Linked DNA regions of Mus musculus: regions 1 and 3 are each linked to region 2. A link is a contact called in ENCODE POLR2A ChIA-PET data. All regions are on one chromosome and are shown on one strand. The core of a region is the stretch at or near the end of the contact, and the rest is flanking DNA. Distances in the headings are between cores, read along the strand shown. Region 1 overlaps Lrp5 (low density lipoprotein receptor-related protein 5). Region 2 holds the start of Kmt5b (lysine methyltransferase 5B). Region 3 has its middle 18 kb from the start of Gm51271.

The links. ChIA-PET counts read pairs that join two places held with the same protein, here RNA polymerase II (POLR2A).
Region 1: POLR2A ChIA-PET joins it to region 2 with 10 read pairs in Patski. The contact joins the enhancer-like site here to the promoter of Kmt5b in region 2. POLR2A ChIA-PET finds 5 or more read pairs at or near these places in 2 of 5 experiments (Patski and embryonic stem cell).
Region 3: POLR2A ChIA-PET joins it to region 2 with 17 read pairs in Patski. The contact joins the enhancer-like site here to the promoter of Kmt5b in region 2. POLR2A ChIA-PET finds 5 or more read pairs at or near these places in 3 of 5 experiments (Patski and embryonic stem cell).

What each region holds. Positions count from the first base shown.
Region 1 is chr19:3,680,082-3,682,781 of GRCm38, forward strand. The region is part of intron 1 of Lrp5 (low density lipoprotein receptor-related protein 5); the gene reads right to left. Among named protein-coding and RNA genes, the nearest start is that of Gm36672, 5.1 kb to the right of the region's middle. Within about 2 kb of position 1,400, at least 1 of the 3 ENCODE cell types and tissues checked has a DNase peak (open chromatin) inside an H3K27ac peak, as active enhancers do.
Region 2 is chr19:3,766,382-3,769,213 of GRCm38, forward strand. It overlaps Kmt5b (lysine methyltransferase 5B), which reads left to right and starts at 1,508. Exons shown (of 11, transcript NM_001379678.1): 1 at 1,508-1,959.
Region 3 is chr19:3,831,723-3,834,537 of GRCm38, forward strand. No RefSeq gene overlaps it. Among named protein-coding and RNA genes, the nearest start is that of Gm51271, 18 kb to the right of the region's middle. Within about 2 kb of position 1,274, at least 1 of the 3 ENCODE cell types and tissues checked has a DNase peak (open chromatin) inside an H3K27ac peak, as active enhancers do.

The DNA of each region.
Region 1 (2,700 bases), core at 150-2,649, 86 kb before region 2:
TGCAGAGATTGGGCGGCCCCATAGGCTGGTGAGACAGCAGAACAGACCTGAAAGGGATACTGGAAGGGCTGCAAAGAACCTGAGAGAACACTTTTGAGGCCAGTGTGGTGCCAACTACACTCGCAAGGGACAGATTGGAAGCAACAGAGCCAGGCAAGAGGAGCAGGTAAAAACTTGGCTAGGCTTGGAAGGACCTCAGAGAATGGGCCCGCTCACGTTTACCTTTATGAAAACAGAGGCACAAGAGGAGGACACTCCAGGGCTCCATATGAAGGCAGAAAGCCGTGATGGGGTGCGGGTCCCTTAGCCGTCCTAGACACCTGCACTGACACCCAAGGCATGCAATGCCTCATGGGCTCCTTTCTAGGAGAGGAGCCACTGCCCAATTCTGGAGGAGCCTGGAGACCCCCCAAGACTCCCAGAGAGGCTGAGTCCCCTTCCTTGACAAAACCATGCCTCAGTTTAGCCACAAGGTAAACGGCACCCTGGCAAGCTGAAAGTAGATGCCCCCAGAACTTGTCATCTCACAAGACAACTAGGAAAACACCCAGAAAGGGCAGCCTTCTACCCCTAAAAGGGCACATGTCACCATAAAAACCTTCCAAAGGGTCCATGGCCAAGAGACCCCAGGCTTGAGGAGCAGAAAACAGGAGATGCTGAGGGCCCCTCGGGGCACAGCAGGTTCCACTGGAAATCAAGGTTACCACAGTGGACCAGGGTCCTCCTGATCAAGCAGTGCTCACTGCAAGTCAGTGAGCTGCCAACCATTCTGCAGGAGGCAGTGCTCACTGGAAGTCACTGAGCTGTCAACCATTCCCACAGGAGCAGCCAAGGACGCGCCGGAAGCCCAAGGCTAGAGCTACATAACGAACGATCCCTTGGGGCTGAGTGCAGGGACCAAAGGACACCTACTACGCTAGCAAAAGCACTATATCTGCCACACAAATCCTATATGACTTAGACAGGACACTTACACAATGGCCCAAGTCCCCTCTCAGCCAGGTGGGGCCTTTAGTTTTGGCTTGGCCACCCCAAAAGAACTAATCTGCAGCATCTCTGCCCAACACAGGACAAGAAGTTCAGCTCTGCAGCCTGCACTCAGCCTCCCTTTAAAGGGAGCCTGGGTATCCAAGGCGGCCTCCAAGTATCTCCCTCACTATGGTGGTAAGGGAAGGAACACTGTGTCCTCCCAAGCCTCACAGATCCCACAGGTGCTGGCAAGGCTGGCCGATCAGCTCAATTTTGTAGATGTGGAAACTGAGGCTAAGAGCCAGCAAGCCACTTTCCAGAGGCTGGAAGGAAATCGGGGTAGACCCGCCAGCTAGGCCTGGGGCTACCTCCTTGTGGGCTCCACAGCTGCCTCCACCCGTCACACTTGGACGGCTCTGCCCCAGGCGGCTGGCTCAGAGCCCATGTGAGGCTTTCCAAGCAAATGTGAGCAGAGTCACGAAGCCCAGAAGCTGGGTGCAGCCCTCGGCTCCCACCACGCCTGCCCCACAGACTCCTGTTTCTAGAGGCTAAGAAGTGATCCAGCTTGGTGCCTCCTGACCACAGAGTCCAGCTCCCTCTGAGACTCCCTGGGAGGCCAAACAGGAGACTCATTCCACACTCTCAGGACCCAGGCTCCATGCAGATGGATGTGAAGGGAAACACAGACTGGCTGGAGGCCAGCACAGTCTGTCCAGCTTGTCCCCATTGCCTGTCACACTTCTGAACCTCCTGCCACAGTCCCGTTCCCGTCCCCGTCCCCGTCCCCCCCCCCAGCCCCCCTGCAGCTCATTTGCTGAAAGCCACAGACAACCAGGACAAGTCAACCAGTGAACAAACAGATAAACTCTGGTCTATCTGCATAGCAGATATCACTCAGCCATAAAAAGGGGGATGGACTGCCACATGCTACAAAGATGTCAGACAGAATACATATGAAATCCAGCCAGGTACAAGCTGGCTAATGCTAACTACCCAGGAGGCTGAGGCAGGGGGAATCACTTGAGCCCAGGAGTTCAAGGCCAGCCTAGGCAACACAGAAAGATACCATCACTCCTACCACCCTCCAAAAGTGCCCAGAACAGGCAGATCCCAGACACAAAACAAAAACTGTAGTAAAGAGATGGGAAACCACTGTTCAATAAAAATGGGGTTTGCTTTGGAACAATGAAAAGGTTTTATAATAATGACTGTAATCCACATAAGTCCAGTGCCTGGGCCCGGCATGCTTGGGAGAGCTGTTAACTCCTAGGTGTAAGCTCCAACCCCAACATTTGTAAGATTTGCTTTTATTTCATGTGTATGCACAGTTTACCTATTTATGTGCCACAGAGGGGTGATGGGGTGATGGATCACCTGGGACTGAAGCTACAAATGGTTGTGAGCTGCCACGTGCATGCTGGGAACTGAACCCTGGTCCTCTAATAAGACCAGGTTAAGTGTTTTTAACCACTAAGCCATCTCTCCAGGACCTTTAATCCCAATTTTTAATTTTTATTTCTTGGTTGATGGGAGAGGGCTGACCTTGAGCTGGGGCCCCTCCGGCCTCCACCTCGTGAATCTTAGATGACAGTGAACCCAGCTGCTGCTCCCATAGTTTCTGCTCTGGCGGAGGACCTGAGTGTGGTCCCAGCATGTACCTGGGCACCTCACAATGGCTTGTACTTCTAGTTCCAGGGGATCGATGCCCTCTTCTGAACCCCAGTGGTAAAC
Region 2 (2,832 bases), core at 258-2,757:
AAGTCTTGTGGGGTAGCGGTATTAAGAAACTAGAAAAACACAACAAAACTAAGATCAAAGGAATTGTTAGCTGTGTCTACAAAAAGGGAATACAGCAGGATAGATCCGATGCAACAGGTGACTGGAAAGGGCAGGAAGTCGACCTGAAGTGTCAAGCCCTGTATCTCCTGTGACTGGTCTCCTATGCCCACTGCCCACTCCCAAGATGGTCTGTAGACTGAGGATACAGGTCACACAGCTGAGGTCAGCACAGGAATTCTGGTTTTGAAGAAATATACCTTCCCAGCTATGTGTCCTTAGCAGGTTTCTGTGCCTCTGTTTCCCATCTATGGAAGGGGATAACAAGCGTCGTCAAGTACTCAAGATCAAAGAGGCAAGGGCAATGGGAGCTAAGTTGGTATTTGCTTGACTCTGCTGAGCCATCCTCTAGAAAATGCCTACTATGCTAAGGTATGTGAGTGTTCAGTGTGGTAGTGGTGTTTGCAGGGAACCGAGGCAGGCTGGGGCCCTCCTGCAATGGCCTCAGCTGTTCTCCCTGTCTCATGTGTCGCTGGAGTTGCATTCTTTCTTTCCATTGCCTGGACATTTTCGTACCTTTCCATAACACCCTCCACCTCACTCAGGTGTTTGCTTCAATACGTGACAACCTCAAACACCTCCTTCAGGTCCCAACCACCTGCTTCACTTTAAAGCCTGCGTTTTTCATAGAATAGTGTATAAGAGGCTCTGGCTCCAGCCCTGAGTAGTTGAAAAGTCACCCAACTAGTCCATGCCTCAATTTCCCTGTGTGTAAACTGGAACCCACAATACTCTCGACCTCTGGGGATTACCCTGAGGGACAAATAAAGGGACACACCAGATCGTTGGGAACGACGTCTGGTTAGGGACAAGGATGTGACCCTCGTTATTGTTGTGAGGCACCCCTTATCCAACTGCAAGATCCAAGGGGTGGGGCTTCACCATACCCCAGGCGTGGGTGCAAGCCACTCCGGATCTTCCGCCCCAAGCTCCCGGAGGACCAAACCGCCTTTCTTGCGCCGGTTGAGCCCGAAGAGGGCGAGGAGTGGCTGCGTCGTGGAAAGGTTGTCACTCAGTAGGTGCTCAAGGAGCGGCCGGTGTCAGCACGGGGGACCCAAAGCACGCTCCCTCCCCGCCTCCCGCGTGGTACCGTTCAGGTGGCCCACATGGTCTTGAAGGGTGTTTCTGCTTCCAACGACACCCATCCCCACAACAAAGAAACTCGCCATTCCCGGCCGCCTCCCCTCAGTGCACCCCGGAGGCACAGCGGGCCCGGAGCGCCGTGCGCCTCGCAGTTGCCCCCTGAAATCGCAGCTCGGGAGCTGTCCCTGGTAGGTGCAGGTGCGCACGAGACGGGGGCGGGGGCCAACCCCGCGGGGCAGCAAGCGGCCGGGGTACTAGGTGGCGCCCACCGGGCGCGCGGCGACGCCGCCTCCACCGAGATTTAAAGGGCAGCCGGGCGGAGGGATCTTCGAACGACTCTCGCTGCGATCCCTCCGCCTCGAGGCTCAGCGACGGCAACGACGTGGTTTCTTTGGTGGTGGTGGTGGGGGGGATTTACTCTTGTGCCTCCGCTGTCGGGTGCCGCGGCAGGGAACTTCATTCTCTCTGGTGTCTCTCAGCCTCTTCCCGCAGAATTCCGTCGAAGCCATCGCGGCCACTAGCGCGGAGCAAAGGTGCGCGCACGCTCGGTGTCGGCGTGGTGTCCCTCCGCCGTCAGTCGTGGACTCCTTTTCGTGTCCTTCCACCGAGCCCGGGCGGTGTCCGGGTGGCTCACCGGGGGCGGCGACGCGTCTGCGGCGCGGCAGCGAGGCTCGGGGGCTATGAGGTGAGGACGCCCGGGGACCGGAGGCGGCACCCGGCGCTGCGCGAGAACGCAGGACGCGAAGCCCCGAAGTCGGCGGATGCCTCTCAGATCCCGCGACTGCGCGCGAGGTGGAGGTGAGGCCCGAGGACTGTGAGGCGGGGGTGGCCCGGCGCTGCGAGCCAGGGCTCGGGGACAGGGGCTTGGCGCGGGCCGCGGTGGTGGCCGTGGCGGCAGGGTTGGGGGGGCCCCTCGGCGGACGCGGACTCCTTTATTTCCCCCCCCCTTCCGTCAGCGGAGGCAGCGGGCGGTGCTACGTCCGTGCCGCCATATTGGATTTTACTCTCCAATTTTTTTTTCTGAGGAAATATTTTTTGGTGATTAATTTTTCTGGAGGGACCAAAAAGTGTAGCCGGGCGCTTCGGGAGCTCGGTGGCGGAGCTCTTGGACGGGCCCGGTGCTGGAAGACCGGCAGTGCTGGCGGTGAGCCGCGGAGGACGTACGTGCGTGCGTGCGTGCGTGCAGGAACCGGGCCGCGGGGCGGGGCTGCGGGGCCGGGGCGGCCGGGCGAGCGAGCACGGCCTGCAGTGTTGGCGGCGGCCGGAAGGGAGCGGTAGCGGTCGGCGAGGGCCGGGTCGCGGCCGCACGAGGGGAGCTGCTCGGCCGCTCGGGATTGGGGGACTGTGTTTTTCCTCTTCTCCAATGGGCGGCCGGCAAGCGTCTCGCCCAATCTGCTCGCGCCGGCTCGCCGAACTTTCGGTTGTTTTTGTTTTGGCCCGAGCCTCGTTTCCTGTTGCTCCAGGCTCAGACTGTCGCGCGCGGGGGTGGGGTGGGGGTGGGGGGCAGTCGCTCGGGCCCCACGCAGTGGCACTGGCGTCACTCGATCTGTCATCCGCTCGTTCAGCCAGAGTGCAAGAAGGAGAGGAGGAGACGTGAAGTTCATCTTGAACTTTCTGATGGCGCTCACTCTGAGACAGTCCTCTCAGAGGAGCAGACAAGATGGATTGCCT
Region 3 (2,815 bases), core at 24-2,523, 65 kb after region 2:
GGTGCTCTTACCCACTGAGCCATCTCACCAGCCCATAAAAACAACTTTTAAGAAACACTCATTGTTTTCTACTTGTCTTGCACGGGCTCAATGGGGCCACGGGCAGCTTGTCCAAAGGTCAGCGAACAGATAAAGCAGGGTGAGTGACCCAGCCGTCAATCAAATACAACTGAGAAAGAAGCCTGAAAAGTGGGGGAGCCACACTGGGTGCCCTTGGCATCTCCTGGGAGGGTACGGCTGCTGCGGCCCTTAGAGGTGGGACTCTTCTTTATCTGCTAACCCCTGGAACACCAGCTGCCCAGGGCAGGGATGCAGGGGATGTGTGCAAAGTCCTGGAGATAAGGATAGACAGGCTATCTAGGAGAGAAAGTCAGCAGGCAGAGCCCAGCTCGGGGCCCTCAGGAGACTGTGAAGGGAAAGGCGAGGACCAGAGTTCAAGTCCCAGCACCAACATGGGCATCATCAACCACCTATTACTTCAGCTCCAGCAGATCCAATGCTCTCCCTTGGCCTTTCAGTCACTGCACGCATGTAGTGTGCATACATACTTACATGCAGGCAAAACATCCATTCACATAAAATAAAAACAAAGAAAACTTTAATGAATAAGTAAACAATATTTAAAAATACACTTGGGGGGGCTGTTGAGATGGCTCAGTGGGTAAGAGCACCCGACTGCTCTTCTGAAGGTCCGAAGTTCAACCATCCGTAATGAGATCTGATGTCCTCTTCTGGTGCGTCTGAAGACAGCTACAGTGTACTTATGTATAATAAATAAATAAATAAATAAATAAATAAATAAATAAGGGCTGGTGAGATGGCTCAGTGGGTAAGAGCACCCGACTGCTCTTCCGAAGGTCAGGAGTTCAAATCCCAGCAACCACATGGTGGCTCACAACCATCCGATCACGAGATCTGACTCCCTCTTCTGGAGTGTCTGAAGACAACTACATAGTGTACTTACATATAATAAATAAATAAATCTTTAAAAAATAAATAAATAAATAAATAAATAAATAAATAAATAAATAAAATACACTTGGTCTTAGCCAAAAGGCCAAGAAGTGATAATATTTAGAAAATAAATAAGCCCAGTACACCAAACAAAGAAAAAAAAAAGAGTGTACACAGCAGAAAGATGTGTGGCTTTTTGTGGCCAGATAAGCTGGGAGGTCACAGAGCCTCCTGTGACCTAATTCCTAAATCTATTCTCTGGTTTCACACAATCTGTCCCAGCCCCAGCCCCAGGGCCACCAGCCATGGGAGCCTGGTCCTGCCCCTGCCTGACCCAGGGAGGAAGTGACTCAGGAGGCCTCTTTAGAGCTGAATGCAGAAGCCCGTCCAGCCCATAGATTCTATCTGCCCACAGTCATTAGAGTGCTGAGGCTGAGTGGGCCAGGCAGGTGGCTTGGATCCAGGCGGTCCTTTCCCCTTCCTATCTGGCAGCCTGAGCCACCCACTCTATGCCAGCGTGGCAGACAGTGCCAGGCAAGTGGCCAGGTCAGCAGGAGGAAGCCGCTGTTGACATGTGACAGCTATGTTTGCTTACCTGGGGCCACCCACCAGAAGAGTTAATATTCAACTCCCTCTAGACCCTGGAGCTGCAGCTGGGTCTAAGTGTGGTAACAGAGACCTGAGTCAGTTCTTGCCTTATAGAACATGTGCCTCAAAGCCCACACAAGTCTCTCGTGGGTTCCTCATCTCTGTTTCTAGAAGAAACCTGACCAGTGTCACTCAGACCACAGGGTCTACTTCACAGGCCTTGGGAAGACCTGAGGTCCAAGGAGCTATGAGGGGCCCTGGTGGGTTGGGGTCTGAAGTGGTGCAGGTGCAGGTAGGTGTAGCTCACAGCGCTGAGGTGTGATCAAAACCCGCTTCTTACCTGCTTTTCTCTGACTTGGACCCTCTCACAGTATCATTTCTGAGCCATCCCCGCTCCCACACTTCATGTCTCTCAAATGCACTCACCTCCTTCCACTCAGTTGTGATATCACAAGATACCCAGAGTCCTTTGGACCTGGCTAGGACTTGGCCCTGGGAAGCCTATGTGGGTTGGTATACATACGTTCAGGTACCTTCACTAGAGATAGAAACCTCCAGCCAGCCCAGCTACCCCAGTGTCTCAGCATCATATCCTGGCAGGGCTCAGAAAGACCTGAAGTTAAAGTCTTAGAGCTACACAGTTAAGAGCCCTGCACTTGTCATTGTCCCTCTGTCCTAGGGAGGCAGTCGCCCAGAAAGCCATACTGAGGAAAGGACTGTACCCAGGACCCGTTCTAAACCACTGAATCCCAGAAGAGGAGAGGCTGAAAGGAGAGACCAGCAGTTTGCTCCGTGTTGGGCCCTGGGTATAATAACCGTCTTGATTCACCCTGCCACTGTCACAGCCCTGGGGCCTGAGAAAGCGCTGCCGGAGGATGTGGGATGCAGTGTCCTCTGCTGGGCCACCTCTCAACACAAAGATGCCCTGCTCCTGGGAATTTCACAGCCTCCAACCCAGCATCATCCAAACGCAAGCAGCCTTCTGGGCCTGCCTCTGTTTACAGCCAAGAAACACAGACAGGGAAGCTAAGCTGAGCTAAGGGAGGGCGTGCAGCAAGCAGGGGCTGAGCTGCAGCAAGCAGGGGCTGAGCTGGTTGAGAACCTGCTCTCTATCCTCACTCCGAATCCTTTCCCTGAAGTGGGAAGCAGGGAGTAGGGTTCTGCATTGGCAAAGCCGAAACCAGTGTGGCAAGCACCCGGTCAAGGCCCTCCGGTCCTCAGTCACTAGGTCAGGTAACTAGGAGGCAAGAGAGGTGCAGGATGTGATTGCCAC